Linked DNA regions of Homo sapiens: region 2 is linked to region 1. Evidence: chromatin loops called from intact Hi-C (ENCODE). Cell type or tissue: mammary epithelial cell. All regions are shown on one strand. Links, peaks and the distances in the headings refer to the core of each region. The heading gives the core; the rest is flanking DNA.

What was found. Hi-C counts contacts between places; a loop is a spot of excess contacts. Peaks named below come from ENCODE experiments on the same cell type or tissue, not always from the same donor. Only the 100,000 strongest peaks of a DNase experiment are listed, where the experiment ranks them.
Region 2: a loop joins it to region 1, with 4 times the contacts of the local background. A loop is called at or near these places in 2 of 110 quality-filtered maps.

The regions. Positions count from the first base shown.
Region 1 is chr12:109,382,888-109,388,268 of GRCh38, forward strand. The region is part of intron 1 of MYO1H (myosin IH); the gene reads left to right. Among named protein-coding and RNA genes, the nearest start is that of LINC01486, 26 kb to the left of the region's middle. In mammary epithelial cell, for the core only: CTCF peaks have their summits at 2,798 (motif pointing left) and 4,662 (motif pointing right); a DNase peak (open chromatin) is centred at 2,664.
Region 2 is chr12:108,948,562-108,953,942 of GRCh38, forward strand. The region is part of intron 6 of SVOP (SV2 related protein); the gene reads right to left. Among named protein-coding and RNA genes, the nearest start is that of SVOP, 70 kb to the right of the region's middle. In mammary epithelial cell, for the core only: a CTCF peak has its summit at 2,765 (motif pointing left); a DNase peak (open chromatin) is centred at 2,650.

The DNA.
Region 1 (5,381 bases), core at 55-5,054:
TGATATATATAAATAAATATATAAATATATAAAAAATAAATATAAAGAAAAGATGAAGTAAAAAATAATACTGGCAGTACACAGACAATGACAATACATGTGAAGGAAGTGCTCAAATGATGGTGCTTGGGCAATAAAGGCTCGGGGGCTATGCAGTGGTTTGCAAACTCTCTTCTGCCCTAAGCTTTCCCCAGAACCTCTCCCATGTTTCTGTGGGGCAACCCAGTGAAACTCTCACCCCCTACTTCAATCAGAAAGGTCTGCTTTCCTCAATTTTACATATTAAGGTTTCTTATAACATTTCCCTTGAACAAAGGATTTTGACATTTCAAATAAAATTCAAAAATGACAGCTTCAAGGCTTATCATCTACCCTCTTCTCCCCTTAAAAAATAGCCCTTACTCTTCCTCCAGAACTTTAGGGTAGTAGCCAAAACAGCTGGCCAAGTTTAACATGGGAGAACTGTGGCTCACATTCAAACTGCTGTCCTCCCAGTGGAAAAGTTCTGTTCCGCATGTGTATTAGTCAGGATAAGCAGTCTTCAGCTACAATAACAAACAGCCCCAAAACTCAGAAGTTTCCCATAACAGGAGTTTATTTCTTACGTACACAAAGTCTACTGTGGGTGTTGATGACTCTTCAAGACATCTCTCCTCCATGTGATGGCTCAGGAATCCAGGCTGTTTTGATCTTGTGGCTTGTCCATTCAGCAAAAGAAATTCTCAGTCATTGCAGTATCAAAGAAGTTCTAATAACACTGGAAGGGTCTTACACAAATGTCACTTCTATTTACAGCCAGTTGGCCGGAAGTAGTCAAGCAACTCCACCTAACTGCAAGGGAGTTTGTAAATGTGGGGAAGTCCACGGAATAGCTGGCAGGCATTTCTGCCTCTACCATGGCATCTCACCACCTTTCCACATACTGTGGCCTCCCTGTCATCTCCCCACCCCGACTCCACATACTGGGTCAAGCATTAGATTATGTAGAAGATGATCAGATCATCACTGAGTACATGATACTTCCAAAATGATGGTTCTGGTTTGAGTGTTTCCTTGAATCCCCTGCTTTTAGATGAGCAACAGGTCTAAACCATCCAAGACAAAGAGTGGCTTGCTGCAGAGGCTGCAAAATAATGTCCTGCAAGGGTAAATTGTACGACAGGACTGGGTATGTAATTCCAAACTTCTGACTTAAATAATCGGAAGTTCTGGCAACACAGGCCCTATATTTGTGCCTGATGTCAACCAGCTGGAGCCAGACAGTAGCTACACACCAGAGATGGCCATTCATTCCTGAGTCTAACCCAGTCCCCATCACCTGGCAGCTTGACTCAGTCATGGTACCTGCTGGAACCCTGTAACAGGCAGAATCTGTGATCCCTGCACCATGGTTATGCACAGTTAGGATCCTCCACAGTTTTATCACCCCAAAGATGGAGTTCTTTCTTAGATGTAACTTAATTTGATTTAATTTAATTTTCTTAGGTGTAATTGAAGATCTCTTTAATTTCCTCCCTCTTATTTAATCTGGATTTAATGCTCTCTTTATAAGTCTCTTAGTCATCTTTTTGGTCAAGGCTGAATCACTCCAACTTCTTGATTACCCTTCTCCTTTATGTCCCAATATTCATCCCTTTGATGGTCCATGTCACTCTTATTGGGACACTCTCGTTTTCTCACGCCCTTTAAAAGATAACTGGAAATCAACAAAGGAATCGAGGTGTCAGAACTGAAATATTGCAATAAACAAAACTCTAGTCTGAAGTGAATGGAGTCTGCTTTGACCCTGGCAAGTTAAAAATCATTGTCATGTTCCTTAATCTACAAGGTTTTGTCAAATTTCTTTGGGCTTCAAGTCACATCAGTTCCTAGGCTGACTGCAGGAGTACCCCACCCTCCCATCCTTAGGACCAGGCTAAGAGAGAAATTTGGTTAATCTCTGCATCCTCCACCTGCAGCAACCTGACTGCAGTAATATTTCTGGGTGCAGCTCCAGACATTATTTCAGACACCAACCCACCTCCAATTTAATAGAGGCTCATTGACTCCTAATCAGCAGACTTGCTTTACTATGTTTCTATTTCTAATAATCGTGATTATTGATACTAATGATGACAAAAGCAAGCACTCACTAAATTTAAATTGTGCCTGGCAGGGTTCCATGTGCTTTACATGGTTCTGGTGAAACTGACAACCCTATGAGGTAAGTACAATTATAATTCCGTTTTATAGAGATGAAACAAGAGACTTGGGACTCTCCCAAGATTATACTGCCAGGAAGCAACAGAGATAGGATTTGAACTTGGAAATGCTCGTGTTCCAACGTCTTAATCATTATGCTATGCTATATGTGGTACAGCATGGAAATATTTGGGATTACTAAAATGTTTCTTTTTTTCTTTCTTTCTTTTCTTTTTTTTTTTTTAAGACAATGTCTCACTCTGTTGCCTAGGCTGGAGTGTAGCAGTGCAATCATGGCTCATTGCAGCCTCAGCCTTCTGAGGTTCATGCGATCCTCCCACTTCAGCATGAGCAGCTGGGACTACAGGCACGCACTGCCACACCCAGCTAGTTTTCATATTTTTAGTAGAGACAGAGTTTCAACATGTTACTCAGGCTGGTTTCAAACTCCTGGGCTCAAGTGATCCGCCTGCCTTGGCCTCCCAAAGTGCCAGGATTACAAACACGAGCCTACCACGCCCAGCCTGAAATCACTAAAATATTGTTTGATCTAAATGCATTGTTTTGAATGTTAGGTTGCTAGTGATTAAGGCTCTTCTAGCTCCATTTGGCTAGTGTAGGGAGACATCTGGTGGCCATTCTGTTTTTTAAAACTTTTTTTATGGAAAACTTCAAATTTATGCAAAGTAAACAGAATAGTATCATAAATCCCCCTCTACCCACCACCTAGCTTTAACAATTAACATTCTGCCATTCCGTTTATATTCATACCTCCAGCCAATCCCTACCTCTTCCCCACTTATTTTTTACGGTTGTTTTTCAAAAATAAAATTTACATATAGTGAAATGCACACAATTTTAACAGTTTATCTTGACCGATAGATATACTCATGTAACCCACAGCCCTATCATGATATGGAATGTTTTCATCACTCCAAAAATGTCATTTGCCTGACAACTCCTCAACTAGGCAACAATTGTTCTGATTTTTCACTGTGGATTAGTTTTGCTTGTCCCAGTGTGCCATATCAATGGAATCCTACAGTACGACTCTTTTGTGTCTGGGCTCTTTCACTCAGCATAATGTCTGTGAGAGTCATCCATGCTCTTGCGTGTACCCGTTATTTCTCTTTTATTGCTGTCCTCCTTCTATTGTACAGATGGGCCACAGCCATTCTCCAGTTGATGGGGATTTGGATTGTTTCCAGTTAGGGGCCGTTCTGAATAAAGTTGAGCATGAGTTGAACTTCATGTTCAAGTCTTTTTGTAGACATATGTTTACATTTCTCTTGTGTAAATACTTAGGAGTGGAATCGCTGGATCAAAGAATAGAGGCATGGTTAACTTCATTAGAAACTGCCAGATCTTTTTCCCAAAGTGATTCTCTTTGCATTCCTACCAGAAGTGCGAGAGAATTCTGTCTGCTCCGCATCCTCACCAGTATTTGGTGTTGTCAGTGTTTTTAATTTTAACTATTGTGGTGGTATCTCATTGTGGTTTTAATTTGTGTTTCCCTGATGACTAACAATGTTGACCATTTTTCTATGTGTGTATTGCCAATTTGTCTATCTTCCTTTGTGAAGTGTCTATTCAAGTCTTTTGCCAAATTTTCATTGGGTTTGTCTTTTTATTATTGGACTGTAGGTGTCTTTTATTCTGGATACAAATTCTTTGCGTCTGTATAATTTAGGAATATTTTCTGCTGTTCTGTGACTTGCCTATTTTCTTAACAGTGTCTTCTAATGAGAAGCTTTATATTTGGTGAAGTCTGATTTCTTATTTTGTGTCTTTTATTATTATTTCTTCCTGGCTCTCATCTAAGAAAACTTTGCCTTCCCCTGGTTACAAAGATGGTCCCCTTGTTTACTTCCAGTAGCTTTATATAGATTTTAAATTTGCATTTAGGTCTAAGATGCATCTCAAGTTCGTGTGTGTGTGTGTGTGTGTGTGTGTGTGTGTGTGTGTGTGTGTGTAGTGTAGTGTAATGTAATATAGGGACTGAAATGCATTTTTACTTTCTTTTTCTATTTATATATTTTTAAGTAGAGATGGGAATCTCCCTGTGTTGCCCAGGCTGGTCTCCAACTCCTGGCTTTAGACAATCCTCCTGCCTCAGCATCCCAGTGTGCTGGGATCACAGCTGTGAGCCACCACACACAACTGCAATTTTTTTTCTTTATAAATATCTAGTTGTTCCTGCACCATTGGATGGAAATGTTTTCCATTTCTGTGCTGAATTGTTTTGGGACCTCTACTGAAAATCAATTGAGACGCAGTCTTATTAAACACAGTCTTATTCTAGCTTTGTTTTTCTTTTGCAAGGTTAATTTGGCTATGCTAGGACCTTTGCATATCCATATGTACCAGTTGTCAATTTATTGCCTCTCAGATCCAAATTCACCCTTCATTACCTGCTGAGCAATAACCAACTGCACGCTTTAGGCATTTCTCCTTAAAGTGAACACAATGTCATTTTTGTCACTAGAGGGCACTGGAGGGACATTGCAAAGGCAGGCCGCTTCTCTTCCTGATGTCCTTTGCTATGTTTTGCTTTTTCTTGTTTTCAGACTGTACATTCTGCTGCACGTGGTATGTGGGGGGGACACACACTAACCGTGTGCCCAGAGCACATAGTCTCTCAGTGACCTCACAGCTCTGGCCAAGGGCCTGGTGACCACTTTGTCACAGCCCTCCTGATGCAGACATTACACACTCCAGGCTTCATACCTACTCCTGTTCCCTCTCCCAACGCACACCTGCCCTCTGGCCGCAGCTTGCCTGAGCCCTGGAAGGTTGATTTCCTTGGCCCCCTCCATGGTCTCCCATCCAGCAGCGCGGGTGCTCAGGAAGGTCATGCCTGGTGCCTGCCCAGTGACCGAACCAGCTCTGGCCCTGGTATCCTGGTGAGATTCTTTGCCATCCAATGGGCTGTAGCCACACCTTCTCCAGTGACATCTGAAGCCCATCCTTGGAGAGGAACACTCCAAGTTTGTCCTTCCTTAAATATTCCTCTGTAGCAAGAATTTCCCTTTCTGGCCCAAACTCCTCACCACCCATGTGAGAATTACAAAGTGAGTTTACACAATTAACACTTATTGAAATAAAGAAAAATTAATTTTAAAAAAAGAAAAAATTCAAGCTTGACTAATCAACATAAAGGAAACATTAATTTAAAAAAAACATTTATTGAGTCCATGGTT
Region 2 (5,381 bases), core at 324-5,323, 430 kb before region 1:
GAATCACTTCCCTGTTGGGACAGTTTCACAGTTATAAACAACACTTCCTTAAACATCTTTAGGCTGAAGTCTTTGTCTTCACATTGTTTCCTTAGGACAGATCCCCCTAAGTAGAATTTGAGTCAGAGGGTATGCCTGTTTTTATGATTTGAGATATATATATACTACCAAAGTGGTTCTCCAAAAAGTTGTTCCAATTTATATTCCTTTCAGTACCTCACTCAACAAAAACCATGGGGAATTTCATAACTAAACCCTGATAATAGAAACCAAGATTATAGTGGTTGCTAAAGATTGCAACAATTATCATGGATGACTTTTATATTTTATTCTGTTTTCCGAATGGTATGCTTATATTATTTTTAAAAATCAATAATAATACCATGTTTACCTTTCCTTTACCAAATCGAAGTCAAACTACTAATCATGCAAAAATGTGCAGCAGGATATTCTAAGGGCAAAGCTATTTCTGTCCTTAGAGATCGAGGATTTGTTTTTATAACAAACCTATAACGTATATCATGAAGTCTTTTCATTCTGTTTTTTTGTTTAGTTATAGAGTATTATATGAATGCAATCTCATTGTAAAATAATTTAGCAATACATAAGCATGCAGAGTATATGATGATTCTTCCTCTCCCTATGACCCCAACTCCCATTCCTCTCCCCCAAAGCCATAACTACTAATCAGAGTTTGCTTTGCAATCTTTCAGCTTTTTTTTTGCCCACACAGAGTCTCACTCTCTCATCCAGGCTGGAGTGCAGTGGTGCGATCTCAGGCTCACTGCAACCTCTGCCTCCCAGGTTCAAGTGATTCTCCTGCCTCAGCCCAAGTAGCTGGGATTACAGGTGCATGCCACAATGCCCAGCTAATTTTTTTGTATTTTTAATAGAGATGGGGTTTCGCCATGTTGGCCAGGCTGGTCTCGAACTCCTGACCTCAAGTGATCCACCCACCTCAGCCTCCCAAAGTGCTGGGATTACAGGCATGAGCTACTGTGCCTGGCCTGCAATCTTTCAGCCTCTTTTCTATGAAAAAAATAAATACATAAATTTAACTAACATGCTATTTCTTTCTTTTTCCCTTCTCTTTCCTTCCCTCTCTCCTACCTTTTCCTCCCTCCCTTACTTCTTTCCTTCTTTTTTTTTTTCTTAACATACACAGCACACTGTCAGCGTTCCACCCAAACATCCCCATTCTTAGCATGTCCACGCATGCCAGTCCACCTTCTAACTGCCAGTACCTGTGACCCTTTCCAGAGAACTTTCTCTGGTCAGTAAAGCTTGGCTGGCCAGCCTTTGTGGCAGGCCAGAAGTGCCGAAGAATTTAAACTTCCCGGGAGTAGCCCTCACTGGACAGTTCCCTCATCCTTGAAGTGGGACCATTTGGAGGACCTGCGGCTGAGTCTCCCAGAGGAAACTTCTTGCTCTTAAATTTCTGTGTTAGGTTCCGCTTCAGTAAGACAATATGGAAATCTTTTCATGTTAATAGAGGTAGATCTACAGCTTTATTTATTTTTGAGACAGGGTTTTGTTCTGTCACCCAGGCTGGAGTGTAATGGTGCAATCATAGCTCACTGCAGCCTTGAGCTCCTGGGCTCAAAGATTCTCCTGCCTCAGGCTCCCAAGTAGCTGGGATGACAGGCATGCACCAACATGCCCAGCTAATTTTTCTTTTTCTTTCTTTTTTTTTTTTTTGTAGACATGGAGTCTCACTATTTTGTCCAGGCTGGTCTCACACTCCTGGGCTCAAGCAATCCTCCTGCATTTGCCTCCCAAAGTGCTGGAACTACAGGCATGAGCCACCATGCCTGGCCAAGAATTACTCTTTTTTTCTTTTGAGACAGCGTCTCATTCTGTCACCCAGGCTGGAGTGCAGTGGCACGATAATGGCTTACTGCAGCCTTGACCTCCTGGGGTAGATGATCCTCCCACCTCAGCGTCCTGAGTAGCTGGGACTACAGGTGTGCACCACCACACTTGGCTAATTTTTGTATTTTTTGTAGAGACAAGGTTTCACCATGTTGCCCAGGCTGGTCTTGAATGCCTGAGTCAAGCGATCCACCTGCTTCAGCTTCCTTCTGAAGTGCTGGGATTGCAGGCATGAGCCACCATGCCCAGCTGAGCATTATTCTTAGCAGCTGCATAGTCTTCCTCACCTCGGTAGTATCATCATTTATTTAACTGCCCCCTAATTATGAATGCTTAGGTTGTGTTCAATTTCTTGCTTTTGCCACCTGTGCCACAAGAAACATCTTTTCCTATAATTGTTGTGCCCCATATTTGGCCATTATTTACAGCAGTTCATTATGAAAGCAAGCTACTTGATCTTTATCCAAAGTATGGCAATTATTATAATCAGACTGAAAAATAAAAGAATGAGCAATGAAATTAGCAATGCCAAGAATCAGCTGATTCTGGCATAAATAAATTCCCACTGCAAATAATCACATTTACAGCACTGGGCAATTAGAGGCTTGCCATTTGGATCACGTGTTTGGAAAGCAAGAACCTGTGATCTCAGCCTGGCATTTTTGCCTGGTCTTTGGAGGAACGAGGACAGGCTTTGTGTATAAGCTCATTGTAGACACCAATTTGAAGATCATTCTGAGGCAGGTTTCAAGGTAGAACAGCTGGGCAGCTACCTGAGGTACTGTCTTTAAGAGCAGCTAAAACACAAGTAGGGCGTGGGTTACCTTACTCCAGGTTTCCCACCGCAGCCGCTTACATAAATGGTGTTTGGCTGCGGTGCATGGCGCCCTCTACTGGAGGTAAAAAACACATGGGCCCAGTGCCAACCTGTATTGATGTTTTCGTGGAGAGACACGGGGCAATAACAGGTGATTATCATTTGTTATTTGTTGGTGCTTATTTGCATTTCCTAAATTTGGTAAAACAAAAGTATATTGTCTCTAATGACAAAAATAAAATTGTATTTAATTCCCTTGCTTGAATTAAAGTCTATTCCTTCTTGATGTCCCTCCGTAGAGAGAAAGTGTAATTAATCTGGGATTCTACATGTGATTCCTCTTATCTGCCTTAAAGGGTCTAGAAAACTGTTAAGAACCACCAGCCTACACTCCAGAGTCATTCTCCAAGTCAGTACCAGAAACGCCGTGGATATAAATGATTTAACAGGACCTTCTGACTATATATGCCTGAAACCCCTTTGAAATTGTTGTTCAACATGGTAAGGGCTTTGGCACCAGACACACCTGGATTTGAACCCAGTTGCAACTGGTTTGCCAAAGTTGCTCCAATATTTTCCGTCCCGGTATCTATGCACCTTTGCAGTATGACTGCAGCACATCCCATCAAGAGTTCATTTTCCCCTCCTGGGGATCTGTGTGGCCTTGTGACTTGCTTTGACCACCAGAATGTAGCAGAAATGATGTTATGCTAGTTCCAAGTATAGGCCTCAAGAAGGTTTGTGGCTTCTTCTTGCTGCCTTTGACCCCTGTTCAGATGCCATGGGACCAGGTGCCTGGGTGCCCCATGATTCAGTGGACTGAAGACACATGAGCAAGTCCCATGGAGTCTAGAGGAGCCACCAAACTGCCTCACTGCAGAATCATGAGTTGAATTAATCATTGTTTTAAACCATGAATGCAAAGGTGGTTTGTTACAAAGTAGAAGCAAACCCTACATTCCACTTTTTTTTCTTTTCTCTTTTTTTTTTTTTTTTTTTTTTGAGTCAGAGTCTCACTCTGTTCCCCAGGCTGGAGTGTAGTGGTACGATCTTGGCTCACCGCAACCTCTAACCCCCAGGTTCAAGTGATTCTCCTGCCTCAGCCTCCCAAGTAGCTAGGATTACAGGTGTGCACCACCACGCCTGGCTAATTTTTATATTTTTTAGTAGAGATGGGGTTTTGCCATGTTGTACAGGCTGGTCTCAAACTCCTGGCCTCAAGTGATCCACCTGCCTCAGCCTCCCAAAGTGCTGGAATTACAGGCATAAGCAACTGTGCCCAGGCCCCCTACACTACACTTAATAACTATCTGGCCAGGCACGGTGGCTCACACCTGTAATCCCAACACTTTGGGAGGCCAAGATGGGAGGATCACTTGAGTTCAAGAACAGCCTGGGTAACACAGTGAGACCGCCCACCCTGTGCCCTGCAGCCCATCTCAACAAAAAATTTTAAAAATTAGCTGGGCGTGGTGGCACACATCTGTACTCCTAGCTACTCCAGAGGCTGTGGTGGGAGGATCCCTTGAGACTGGAAGTTTGAGGCTGCAGGGAGGTATGATCGTGTTGCTGTACTCCAGCCTTGGCAACAGAGCGAAATCCGGTTTCAAAAATAATAATAATAACTATCTGACCTCCAGCAAGTCCCTTGTGAGTTCTAAGCCTCAGTTTTCACATCTGTCATACGGGGATAAAACAGTTGTTCAATGGACCAAGTAAGTTAGTCTGAGCAGAACATTTAGCAAAGTGCCCAGCACTTGGTAAGCTCCATTATTATATCTACTTTGGGGAAAGAAAGAAAAGAATGAGGAAGGGAGGAGAGAAGGAGGGTTGTAGAAAAGCACAGATCAGCGTAGAGGAATGGGCTCCTTAATGATCTAATTGACTTTTTTTTTTTTTTTTCTTTTTTTTTTTTGAGACAGAGTTTCACTCTTGTTGGCCAGGCTGGAGTGCAATGGCATGAACTCGGCTCACTGCAACCTCCACCTCCTGGGTTCAAGCGATTCTCCTGCCTCAGCCTCCCAAGTAGCTGGGATTACAGGCATGTGCCACCACGCCCAACTAATTTTGTATTTATAGTAGAGGCAGGGTTTCTCCATGTTGGTCAGGCTGGTCTCAAACTCCCGACCTCGGGTGATCTGCCCGCCTCAGCCTCCCAAAGTGCTTGGATTACAGGCGTGATCACCACGCCCGGCCCTAATTGACATTTATACTTAAAATTCAGAGTACATTACAAGGACTTCTGGTTGTTGAGCTTTTAAGAATTATACAGCAAAATCTTTTTCATCTGGTTTTATGAGTTGCTGCAATAGGATAAAGCTATTGTAAATTAATGGAAACTTTTAATTGCATTTAATCACATCAAAATATCTCCAACTAAATGTTTCTAAATAATGAACTTAAGGGAGCCATTTTTATAACTAGATAGGAACATTGTATAATTTAAGACATTATTTTTATGTAAGTGGATAGAGTTACAGTGGTGGGAAGCCAGTGGCTCTCTTGGGTGGCTAAATATTTCTTCTGCAATTTTGTTTCTAGTTTTTATTTGCCCTCCTCACAGATAAAACAGATATTTAGGCTGGGCGTGGTGGCTGATGCCTGTAATCCCAGCACTTTGGGAGGCTGAGGCAGGCGAATCGCTTGAGGTCAGGAGTTCGAGACCAGCCTGGTCAACATGGTGAAACCCCGT